Regions from separate parts of the Homo sapiens genome. Here region 1 is linked to region 2. The links are chromatin contacts, found by Hi-C or POLR2A ChIA-PET in ENCODE. All regions are on one chromosome and are shown on one strand. Each heading gives the region's core, a stretch centred on a gene start or an enhancer-like site at or near the end of the contact. The rest is flanking DNA. Distances are from core to core; before and after follow the strand shown.

Region 1 (7,081 bases), core at 3,799-6,298, 280 kb before region 2:
ACATAGATATTTTTTATTACTGCATGTGAAGTCCTTCCTCAACTTATAAAGCAGTTAGAACATACTAATACTTTAATACTTCTATAAGTGACGAGCTGGCAACTGAAAAATGTTCATCTATTATACATATATAAGCATAAGTGTGTGTATGCCTAAATGTATGTATGTATACATTTCCATGATTAGTATTCCCTAAAGATTAAAGTGATAAAATAAATGTTGCCTGGTTTTACATTGGTAACTAATGTTATGAGATAGTTCATAGGTCAATAGAATGAAATTTTATGTTTTATTTAATCTAAAATAATTCTGTTGATTGCCACCTACATATGTTCACTGTTCATTTTCTATTGTGTCTAGACATTATTTTGCTCTTAATGTAATATCAGGTTAAAATTATTCAACTTGTGCAAAGATTTTGAGAAAAATATGTAAAATTAGATTTTGATCAAGGATAAATGTATCTTTTTTTTTCTTTGAAGAAAAGAGTATAGGCCCTTCAGTCAGTCAGTTTGGGTTCCAGCCCTTGTTCTGCCAAGTACTAGCTGTGTGAACTCAGCTAGTCATCTAAAGAGCCTAGTAAGGAGAGATGATTATTCAGCAAGGTAATACATGTGAAATACTTAGCTCCACACCTGGCAGGTAGTAAGCTCCTACTATGTGTTGACTATGTTATTGTATGATCATCTTCATTGTTCTTTGCTCTTCAAGTCTTTGTTCACCCATTCAATCTAGAATTACAATGCAAGTTATACTAAAATGCTTCTTTTCATTTGCTGAACTGTTAAAAAAAATCGCTTAGTTTTCTTTTAAATGGTATCTACTACTATAAGATATTCTTGTATCTGCATATAGCCTTACATTTTAAAGTTTAAATCTACTATCTGATCTTCAGCTTAAAGGTAGGTAGACTTTATAGGTTATCCCATTTAACAAGAAAGGACAACAGGAATACAATGATTATTACGTCTTGCCTAGTTCACAAATCCTATTGCTAATAAAGGAATCACACGGGCCATGTGATTCCTCTTCCAGAACTCTTGTTACCCATCTGTCATTTGCTTCTCAAATATGTTGCAATATTTGTTACTCAACTTACTGTACTCTTCCTCTTTTATTTCACAAGTGTTACATTCCATGAATCAGCTTGTCCAAAAGTACTGTTAAAAGGATTTTTTTTAACTATACAAATGCTAAAAGAAAGTTTATTTTTTTTTTAGTATGCTCAAAGTGGATAAAGGCTTTCAAAGCATGATACAATCCTCAAAAGGAAATGACTCAAAGTTTATGGAATAAAAATGTAAACATTTCTGTAAGTTACACATACAAACAGAAAAGTAAAAATTGTCAAATTAAAAAAAAATTGTCAAATGTCCAAAGACTATTTTCCTACTAATTATTAAGAAAGGGACAAAGCAATTTATGGAAAAAAAGGTGAAAAGGATATTGTTACAAATGTTTTAAAATAAAAATGGCTAATATACTTTAGAAAATTATAAAATTACTGGGGGAAGGTTAACACACACTTAACATTTGTTACTTCTGAGGAATACAATTGGGGATTGAGGCCTCTCATTGTACACTTTTCTATAATTTTCAATATTGCTTTCTCTCCATACTTAATACATTTTCTAAAATAAAATTGTGCGTGATAGCCAGTGATGGCCATGCAATTATTTGTTGTTGTTTTTGTTTTTTGAGACAGAGTCTCACTCTATTGCCCAGGCTGGAGTATAGTGGCACAATCTTAGCTCACTGCAAACCTCCGCCTCCCAGGTTCAAGCGATTTTCCTGTCTCAGCCTCCTGAGTAGTTGGGATTACAGGCATGCACCACCACACCTGGCTAATTTTTGTATTTTTAGTAGAGAGGAGGTTTCACCATGTTGGTCAAGCTACTCTCGAACTCCTGACCTCAAGTGATCCGCCCACCTCAGCCTCCCAAAGTGCTGGGATTACAGGTGTGAGCCACCAAGCCCAGCCACAATTATTTGTTAAACAAAAACTATGTCAGGCTCTGTGCTAAATCCTTCATATTATCACTTTTAATCTTGACAGCAATTCTGTGAGGGAGATATTTCTACCATGTTTAAGAGAGGTAAAGTAGTTAGCAATAAGTCATACACTTAGGAAGTGATGAATTCCAAATTCAGACTCGGATTCCATTCATTTTCCTAGCAGATGTTCTTAATCTGAATCAAACCATTACATATCCATGGTATGAAGAAGCAGCATAATAGTCTCTCATTTCCACTCATTCTCACTACTTGTAAAGCATTATGATGGTTATAATAGTCTTGTGTGTGTCTGTTTATTCAACTTATTACCAACTATGAGCTTATTCTGTACTATAGGGGTTCAGTGGTGAATTAAACAGACAAGCATCCCCCTCCTCAAAAACGCAACATTCTAGCAAGTGCAAAGGCAGGTGCAAAGTTCAGTGGTGAATTAAACAGACAAGCATCCCCCTCTGCAAAAACCCAACATTCTAGCAGGTGCAAAGACAGGGCAAAAACAAAAGTCAATTGGCAGAATTTCTTCGATGGTGATAAGTGACCTGTGGAAAATAAAGCAGAGAACGGAGAGGGGAGGAGGCTTGTAGGAAGTGGGGGTGATGAAATGGGGAGTGTTGAGTGCCTAGAAATTTTCAGGCTCCTGTCAAGTATTGTACACTACTCATCTCTTAGCTCTTATTATTACTCTTTTATTTAGTTTTCTCTATTCTTTGATTATGAAAATGAGAGCAATGAATGTTAATTAACTTGATTATGGCAATCATTTTACAGTGTATACACATGTCAAAATGATTCATACCTTGATAAATCTGGAAAAAGAAGAACAAGCAGTTAACTTCCAATTACAAGTCAATATAACTAGGGCCCGGTAGCCTGAGGATTTAAACTTACATCCTTCCAATTTCTAACCCTATGTGATCTCTTGCAAAAAAAAAAAAAAAAGAATTTCCAAAGAATTGTCTAAACTGACTGAAGTAGATTGAAAATTATATCCTGTCATTCTAATAAATTAATCCAGTGTTATAGTGGATTTACATAAAGCAAGGTATATGCTCACATAAAACACATCCCTTCAAAATATGGTGGGTGCATAGTCTTTAAAAAAATGAAAACCCCAACACTCTTTACTTTAAAATGGGTACAGCATTTTGCTATGTTATTGTTTAAGGTCTATATTTTTCTAAAAATCCACAGTTGCAGATTTGACTCAGCTGTGTGCTTTCAGATCTTGTATGCTAAGCTACTCAGGAACTGTTGTCTATGGGATTGAACACTTAACAGCTGTCTCTGGGAATGTAAATTTGATTCTTTGGACTGCTCATGGGACTCTGTGACATTTTCCTCTCCAGTGACAGCAGATTTGAATGGCATTAGGCTACTGATTAAATAATACCCAAGTAAGTTTAATGTCAACTTAGGCATCTATTTTGCATGTATTTTTTCTGAAATAATCTTTCTCTAATTGCGATCATATTTTCATTATACTTTAGTCTTTTAATATCTTTAAAATATGCTCTTTTAAACAGGTCTTATCTGAACCCTTTCGTTGGTAATCTTTTTCTGAATTGTCATATTAGAGTGTGAGTGTGTGAGAATTAAGGTTGAGAAATAAATTAGCTTAAATACAAAACAGCTATCTACAAAATAGATATTCTTAACCAAAATAATATGTCTTTATACTACCATTTTATATCGTGCCACCAAGATAAAAGGTCGCAGTTATTTAAGGGAATTACCTTCTTAAGTTTCATGAAATCACTGTGAGTTATTCTTTTCTAACTGAAAGCATAAATTATAAAGAGATTGCACATGGTCATTTCTACTTTATCCTAATTAAGTGGTCTGAGATTTGAAAAAAAAGTAATAGACTTACAATATTTTTATGACTTATTTTTTAAATAAATATGTCAGTAAAAACTTCCCTGGGGAAAAAAAATTCTTGAGGAGAAAAGAGTGTTTGGGGTTTTTTTTTTCAGTTGTATGGCACTGCTTGCAAATGAAAGGATTCGTTGTGTGCCTCACATGCCCAAAAAGGACAGCACGAGCATTCTAACTTAAGGACTGGTTTAAATATGACCTAATGAACTAAATATATTTCTGTCTGGTATTCTTAGGTTACTTTACTTCTAAGGTTGTTTGAATGCATTTATCCAGCTCTCCTATCAAATACATGCCAGGTTAACCCTGTGAAGGTTTTCCTGTATGATTCTGAGAATTTCTTTATAAGAACAGGGTCTTGATAGTGAAGGTTCTTTCCCCAAAGTGCAAGGCCTTCTATTTTGATTCAATATCAACATAATGCTTTTTTTTTTTTTGAAAGTGACTTAAGTACTAAAGATTATCCTCAATAGTAATTCTACTTAGACATATTTTGGTTGAAGAAATTTAAAGAGTTTATTTTTTGTAGGAGCACTGTGCTGTGATCATGAAATTTTTGCAAAACTAACAGAAAATGATAAACAGTTAAGAACTTCCAGCTAGAACAATAGGCTGTTTCCTTTTTTTAAGTCAGTTTGTCATCCTTGCTGATTGACAGTCTCCAATTGTTTTCAGAATTATTAGTCTCACAGTATTTCAGAATTACGCTGTATAAAAAAGTACATTAAATTTAAACTTAATAAAATAAGTTTCGCAAGCTCAGTCAAGACAGGGAAGTGAGAATATGATTATTCTTCCAAATTTACTATTTCCACCAGCGGTCTCAGTTCAGCATCTGAGAATATGTTAGGGGAAACTCAGCAAGTCAGTTCCTTTTGTTTTTCTGGCCTCTGACTTACTTGGATGGGAAATAGCCAAAAAAAAAAAAAATGCTGAATATCTCAGATATAGGTAATGGGTCTTCACCAGAACATAAAAATAGACCCTTATTAGCCATATCAGTAATGTGCTGTGTGGGGGATTTTTTTTTTCTTTCAATTCCTCTGGCAACAAACCACACACTGGGATCTGACACTGTAGAGTGCTTTCTCTTCTCTTTTTTTGGGGGGGGGAGGGGGTGTGGTTGCATATTTAAACTCTCACGCATTTATGTACTGAGGACTGCAGTGTAGGACTTTCCTGCAGAATACCATTTGATCCTATTAAGAATTGTCCAAATGTTGGAGCATTTGATTGAAAAATCCTTCTTAGCCATTTTAAAGGTAAGTTGTATGATTTTTCTTTAAATAAAAAAGATTAAGGGATTTTTCCCATCACCCAGATGACGGGAGGTGACACTACTGTATAAATACTCCTAAGAAGTTATATAGGAGGACAGGAAAAAAGGTAGTAACTGTTTTCTTAGTCACTAGGCTTTATCTAAAAATCAGGTTTGCATTATTTTCAAGTTATCAACCTTCCTATATTTTATGCTTAAACCATACCCAATGGCATTTCATGTCGTATGTATAAGTTAATATTTAAAGTGATTTATAATCCAATTTGGATTATTATAAAACTTTCATTTTATACTTAGGCTATTTATACATGATGTTTAAATGATGAAGATCATTATACTGCAGACCAATATAATGAGGTTAGATGTTATAAATGACTTACAGCTCTTATGTCAACATGTTGTCTAATATGCAATTATTAACTATTACTTTACAGAGTCATTAGCTTGTTTAATTTTCAATCTGAATTGCACAACTTTTGGTATACCTGACTTGCTCTACATGATCAAATGCAATGTGTATTTTGGATATGTGCTTTTTAAGTTCTTTTCTGTAATGAACAAAGATATTGTCATTGTTACTGGGAATAGCAAAGTATATTACTTTTAAATAATCTGAAATTTAATTAGTGTAAATTAGTAGAATAAAAATAAAGTTAATTTTTTTTCGATTCAGGAAGCTTATTACAAATAGTACTGAATTATTAGATGATGATGCCAAGTTGAAGTAAAGGAGAAATCAATTTGGAGGAATTAAGTAAAAGCCTCAAATTAATTATACATTAACTAAAATTATAAATAACTGTAAATGGCATAAATTCTCTAGAGTACATCCCAGTTTCTGAAATCATCAAGTAGCATATTGAAACCTGTTTTGTAAAGATTTGCATGTACTTTTTAGTCTTTTTCTGTGTGGTTTGAAGTCAGTAATGTGTGTTGAAGCTAAAAAATATTGCTTTAAATATTGGTTCACAAGGAAGCCAAAATGAAATATTTAAAAATGTTTGTTATATAGAAAGTCCAGTGGTCCTTTGGAATTTACAAGAAAATAAGAACTAAAGTAGAAATCATTTAATTTCCCAGACTCATTAGTGAACCAGAACAATAAACCAAACAGAGAACCATCAGATAATGGGTTAGCCTGGGAAGAATATTAATTACAACTGGAGGTACTTGCACAGAGTGTACTGAATTTGGAATTTACCTTGGAAGTTATAGTTGCCACCCTATTTTTTTAAGGAATTTTTTTAACCTTGTTTACTTTAACACATTTGAACCCTGCATGTGTGTGTATTTCCTGTGTGTTTCCTGAAAAGGAAAGTTTAAGATAATTCTGTAACTATCAGATACTTAATTCTGTAAGTATCCTTGCATCTAATCAGAAGATGTTTTTGTTCACTGGCCCAAGATGTGTCTGAAACTTGCAAGTAGCATTGTTCTAAACTAGTAGCTGTCTTTCCATTTGCATATTTTAATTCCATACATATATGATCACATTTCATTATAATCTAACTATTTTGCAAATACTCATTTCTACTTTTGTAAAATATACACATTTATTAGATTTTTAAAACACTTGGCCAATATGAAATAACACTTTACTGTTATGGTTTGAAATGATACTTCATAGTAATATTTCAAAATAACAATAACATTTTCTACAATATAAATATATATTATTTTACTTCATTTAATACTTGCAACCTTATTTGATGTAAGTAAACTCATTTTAGAGAAAACTGTATCACAGACAAACTTCAATACTAACACCCAGAACTGAATCTACATTTCTTGGCTTCAAGGTCCAGCATTTTTGGCATTACAAACTTTATAGTGTCTGTTTATAGTAGAATTTGGGGTGTGGAAAAAAGACATTAGCATTCTTGTCTAAGGTTCAAAAATTAAGAATGGGTC
Region 2 (6,390 bases), core at 2,408-4,907:
TGGGGAAAGCACTGGTGACTTAAAAAGAAAAAAAGGACAGCCATTTGACTGGCAAGTGTCAGTCATTCTGCTATTTGAAATTTGAGGCCAGGCGTGGTGGCTCACCTCGGGAGGCGGAGGCGGGCAGATCACAAGGTCAGGAGATCGAGACCATCCTGGCCAACATGGTGAAACTCCGTCTCTACTAAAAATACAAAAATTAGCTCGGTGTGGTGGCACGCACCTGTAATCCCAGCTACTGGGTAGGCTGAGGAAGGAGAATGGCTTGAACCTGGGAGGTGGAGACTGCAGTGAGCCGAGATCGTGTCACTGCACTCCAACCTGGTGACAGCGTGAGACACTGTCTCAAAAAAAAAAAAAAAAAAAGGAATTTGAGACAAAGTTTCAGAGACACTCTGCTATAGAAAGGTCTGAGAATATATTGTTTATCAAATGAAAGAAAAAGTACTTGCAATGACACTAAAGTTTATGCAGAGTTGAAAGAAGTAATAAAATTATAAATGACCTTGATTGGCAGGATGGTGTTCCTCATCCATGTCTTGCTCCATCTGTCCAATTAGTATGGGTTACTTGACTAACCAAATTCATTCATCTGTAAGTCCTTTGAACTATATACATTAAAGCTCATGCAAACCATTCCCTCAGAAGACCTTGCACCTTTTATGTATGTGAAAATCTGAAATCACACCCATTTCCCTAAGCTTCTGAGAACATTTGTATACAACAACCATCAAAAGCATATTTCCAATTATTCTTTTAGGTCCTTTTCAATTAATTAGGGGACTATGCCAATCTCAGGAAATCCTTGTGGAAAAAGAAGAAACACCATTAGAACAACACACGGAGTAACCAGTTTTGAGACTAATGCCCAAAAAATTAATTGGGAGAATTTTTTAGTAATTGAACCTGCATAGCTCTCTCTGCTGCTGAGGATTAGCACAAAGGGGCAATTTCTTAACATTACCAGGTGAACAGTAAGATCAAAGATGCTAGGCTTTGAGCTCGTGCCCATCTCCTCTGTGAGTACACAGGCAAGCACAGAAGAATTATTTTACAAAAAGCAGCATATATTATAAGCATTTTCATAAATACCTCAAATCCAACAGAGGATCTTTGTCTATTAACCAATCATTTAAAATAGCTATTGTCCTCCAAAACGCAGCCCAGTAAATATTTTTAAAATTAATATCCAGTAATATTTATACTCTTAATTTCTGAATCTGGATAAGGAAGATAACAAAACTTAAAATAACATTTTTCCCAGAGTGTTTATCAACTCTCTTACCATCAAATGTTAAATAAACTCTTGCTTGGGGCTGGGAAGATCCTTTCACACAGATAGAACAAATAAATACTCCAACCAACACGCAAATTGTCCGGAATGCCATTTCTTCAGATATGCAAGTTAATATCCAAGGGAAAATACCTTTAAGAGAGAGACAACATGTTTGTTATATCTCATTTCACATTTTAGGAGTAGGAAAAAACAGCAATCTAGACAAAACACCCTATTCACAAAAGAACCATCTGAACTTTTACAGTAATGCAAACAGTAGGAGGTGCTGTGTCTTTGCTTCTCAGATGTGAAAATGTGGATTTGATTCATTTGTGTCTGGAAGTCTTTGCAACAAGAGAAACTTTCATCTTCCAGCAAATTGATGCTACCATCAAAACAGAACAAAGCAGTGAAGAAAAACACTGATACCCAAAGGAAAGCCCAATATTTTAACGGATCTTCTCTCTAGAAATCCATTACATTAAAAAGACTTGAATAGAATTGAGCTAAAAGAATATTACTGGATGAGAACTCTTTCCCCCCACTAACGTAACAGCAGCAGCAAAATCTCACATGAGCATTCATGTGTACCTACTCACTTCAATAGTCATTAGCTCTTTTGGAGTAATTGTCTCTGGAAGTGGTGTTTCCTTACATAAATCTATGTGTGCTCAATCCTGGATCACTGAAGTCACTGGAATCAGTTATCTGCCATTTTATCCAGATGACCAACAGGCAGTTGTTAAATGATGCAGTTGAAGTAACCATGGACTAGTGCCAAATTCAAACCAATGACCTAGTGGTGAGCAATCCAGTGAGCCATGTATCCACCAATGCATATTTTAAATAAATCAACCAGAATGTGGGCTGTCAAAATTCCCAAAGATAAATCAAAGAGACAGGTGTCACTGCTTCAAACTATAGATATAAAATTGGTACATGCTATTAACTAATATCTGAATCCCAAGGAAGACCAGATAATGTGTTACCATAAACCTACAGGAGCTCTAGTGGCTACATCATGTAAAATAAACTCAGGACCATTAAAGAAACACAATCATTTTGCTTCTACCATAATTACACAATAAAGTGACCCAAGAGTCCAGTAAAGAAATTTATTTTTACAGGTTACAACAATGCTGATCTTCATTATTTGGCTTTTCAAATTAAAATTTCATAGTCAAAATTATTAAATTCTTTGTAAGAACCACTAACAACTGAAAAAGACAGCTTCATTAATACAGAATAAAAAGAATTAAATGGAATATGCAATTTTAAACAAAAATTGTAAGTAGATTTCCTAGGTGGTGCATATGTTATGAGAGTTAGAAATGAAATTGTACGCTTCTTTTACCACACAGATGGAGGAAACTCTAGAGATGTTTGTGTTGGTAATTTTCAAAAGAAACAGTTTCTTCCTGCTTCCACAACCTCTTCACCCTGTCATCCCTAAATTAACTTAGAAAGAAACTGATTTTATGGGTGACTTTCCCTCAGTAATTTACCCCTTGGTTCTGTTGACTTCATAGTTAAAGCCAAAAGAAAAAAACTATTAATATGCCTAACCTTTGTTATGTTTACTGAGCAAGTTGATATTATTTACACATTTTTTTTACATATTGGTATCTTACCTTATATGTTTCTCCCAAAAGTACATATACAACCAATTGCAAAGAATACTGGTGATACAATGGCAGGTGAAACGAAGATAGTCTACAGGGCAATTTGATTTACATCCCACCTAGTGATGAGGAGTGAAAGACTGAAAGCCAAGTGTCTTAAATACACCCCCGCCTCCCCAACAGTATCTTACAACTTCTTCCCTTTAACTCAGACACAGACGTTCCTCTTGGTGTTTTCACTTCTGCTGATCGCAAACTAACAACACATTAAGAAAAGAATTCTCTTATCTCCTCTGGAGCAATTTTGCCTTTGAAGGCACTGTAATACTCAACTTGAAACTCTCCGCAGGTGTCACCGCCTAAAGAAACAACTCGAGCAGGGCTCTCAGCAAGGGGAAAGCTTCCCTGACAAACCGCGTGTGTTCTTAAGAAAATGTCCAGGCTTGAGCATACCAATGTATGAAAAATCAATATACAGGCCAAAAAAGTTATACTTTGCTAAATCTGTAATGCGGAAAATGACCAATTTAGCTTACCGAGGTTGAAAGAAATCAGCACGGAAAAGTCATCAGTTTGCTACCGGGGTTGGATGCGCTTGTGTCTCCAGTCCTTTTCCCAGACGACCTTATTTTCTAGCACGTCGCAAAGGTGAAATTCTTTCTTCCCGGTCCTCTGAGTTTCTTTGTAAAGGAATCTCAGCGCTGCAGTGCCGCGGCACCCGGAGCTCTTCTCCGCGTCGCTCAATCAAGCACCTCGGAGTGAATGGAAAGTGGCCGGAGGCCGGGGGCGAGCGCTCTTGGTGTCCGATTACAGCGCCGCGGCGCGCGGCTCCGGCTGCCCCGGCGCGCCGCCCTGCAGGCTCGCATCACCACCGCGCAGCCCCGGCCGCATCTCCGCCAGCCGCGAGGCCCCACCCCGAGCGCGCCCGCGAGAGCCTGGCAGGGAGCCGCGGGGGCGGACCGGGCGGGGCCGACCCTTAGAGCTCGCGGCTGGCCAGACGCAAGAATGCGCGGCCGCAGGCTGGAGCCCTAGCTCCGCAACCCTGCTCCTTTCGCAGTCCGCGGCGGAGTGAGCAACTTGCTGGGTGCGCTCCACGGTTTTTGTTGCCGGCGGCTCTCGAAGACTTACACAGGCTTTGCCTGGCCGTAAATATCAAAGTGCAAAGCAGTTGTGGTTTTTTATTTTTGCCAGGGAAGGATCACTGCAGCCTTTTAAGGCAAAGAGATGCGTTTTTAAAAGGACGTGAGTTTTGTCCTTATTCTGCTGCGTTTTTTTTTTGTTTTTTGTTTTTTGTTTTTTGTTTTGTTTTTGGAGAGGGAATCTCACTCTGTCGCCAGGCTGGAGTGCAGTGCAGTGGTGTGATCATGGCTCACTGCAACCTCCGCCTCCCGGGTTCAAGCGATTCTCCTGCCTCAGCCTCCTGAATAGCTGGGACTACAGGCTCCCACCACCACGCCCAGCTAATTTTTGTATTTTTAGTAGAGACAGGGCCAGGATGGTCTGGATCTCTTGACCTAATGGTCCGCCCGCCTCAGCCGCCCAAAGTGCCGAGAGCCACCGCGCCGGGCCTCTGTTGCGTGTTTTCTAAAACAGGTCAAGATAAACGACAATCTTGTTGCACAAGTGTATCCTTTTAATGGGTATTGTTTCCTATTGAGTTTCCTTAATGCCCTGAAAGCAGTAATTCTGTTGACCCCTCCACGTTGACTCATATCCAGTACGTTGTCCCCAACCATACTCCCAAACATAATTACACGAAGAAATTATTTGACAATTCTATGTGGAGAGGCTGTTCTGAGTTATGCCAACAGATTGCCATAACCACACATCTACAGAAATACATCAGAGGTATTTTTCCAGCATTACTTTCAGGTACACTCGTTAAACTCTGGAACTGACTTTGATGTTTAAGTGAAAATTACTTCTCCGGACCACAATAAACTAGATGTTTAAACATCGGGAGAAATGAGCTTTGATCCCCATAAAACAAGCAGGCACTTGCTTAAAATCACTGTGGGGCACAGCCCAGCAGATGTCACTCTACAGAAGGAACGTGGAGTGTAATATCTCCACCTTATACCTGACAATTCACATAATGAAACAATCATTAAATTCTTATAAACTGTATCATAGAAAACCCCTCTGGGGGTGCAAAATCATTGTTCAGTGGGAAAGTTGAATGAAATCTCAGGTAGGAGGAAGAGGTGAGTGAGACACATCTTTCATGTGTCTGGGGCCCACCTCTTGTGTTCAGTAAACATACACGTGTCTCAGACTCACGCTGCATAGTCAAGGAACGAAGGATCAAGTCAAATAATGCAAATTTATGAGTTCAAAAATACTATTCCAGGGCTAATATTATCTCCAAACGTCAAAAAATTAATATAGTAACAACAGTTAAAATTATTTTTTGTGATGATGCGTGAGAAGATCCTTGACATAAATTTGTAATAAGGAATTTAACCCCCCAAAAACTGACAATATTAAAATCCAGATGTCAATGTGAATAAGCACTGTGCGTGCTTCTCTGAAATACTTCTGAAACTGAGTAAGATCCAGGTTATATACTCTCCACTATTATCCTCCTTCTGATATCTCATTCGGCATTTATATATTAAGCAGGGAGAAGAATAAATCATTAGAAAGATGAGTGTGTGGATTAAATTAATTTAGAAATGTGGAGCTGTTAGAAATTGATCAGCAAATTCACGTAAGATGGAATTCGTTTATACATTTTAAGTTTGAGAAAACCACGATAAAGAGTTGCAAGATGAAATGCATCTCAAACGGTGTATTTACAAAGGAGCTTAATTCCAAACTCAATTTACAAACACCAATGAATTAGCTCAATCTGTTACACATTCAGGGGTTTGGAGGCCTTGACAAATAGCTTAGATTTAATCACAGCCCATGAAATTTGTGCCGAAATTCCCTCAATATTGCTCAAATAAACCTCTTTTCAATGTGCTCCTGGGATTTAATGGTATTTGCTTAGCTCTGAGACGTTTACAGTTGGCCACACCTCAAAATGAATCATAAAAATACTGATAGGCTTTAGCCAAGATAGATTCAAGCGCAAGGACACAGTGCTCATGCTTGCCAGAGACTTAGGCCACAGAGTGGAATTTTAACAGTGGCACTAGAAGCCCCTAAGATTAATCTCTGCCCACATTTCCCCACACTGCTTAAAACACCTTGACAAAACAAGACTTGCCTAAGAAACATTTCTGGGCACTACCACTTTTTTAAGACTTCAGCTTTGACTGTCCTTACAAGTGGAAAACAACAGCTAATTGAGAACGCTGTTTTCGGTAAGGGGGACACTAAATGGATCTACAGGAGTAGTGGCACAACTAAATTTAGAGAGCACTAATTACAATGTTTGCACCCAGCAAAACGTTTCAGACGAGCGGCCAAACTAAAATACTTAGGATAACTTTTATTAAGACGTTTTAGAAATGGTGCAGTATCTTACACACTGAAGTGTCTCTG

What was found. Hi-C counts contacts between places; a loop is a spot of excess contacts on that map. ChIA-PET counts read pairs that join two places held with the same protein, here RNA polymerase II (POLR2A).
Region 1: a loop to region 2 is called in a map of gastrocnemius medialis, with 3 times the contacts of the local background. The contact joins the promoter of CD36 here to the promoter of SEMA3C in region 2. A Hi-C loop is called at or near these places in 1 of 168 maps with a recorded cell type or tissue (gastrocnemius medialis). POLR2A ChIA-PET finds 5 or more read pairs at or near these places in 1 of 52 experiments (AG04450).

Annotation. Positions count from the first base shown.
Region 1 is chr7:80,633,594-80,640,674 of GRCh38, forward strand. It overlaps CD36 (CD36 molecule (CD36 blood group)), which reads left to right and starts at 5,049. Exons shown (of 15, transcript NM_001001548.3): 1 at 5,049-5,153.
Region 2 is chr7:80,915,394-80,921,783 of GRCh38, forward strand. SEMA3C (semaphorin 3C) reads right to left here and starts at 3,658. Exons shown (of 18, transcript NM_006379.5): 1 at 3,435-3,658; 2 at 1,286-1,426. The coding sequence starts at 1,388. RefSeq lists an enhancer at 3,178-3,247 and a silencer at 3,795-3,924.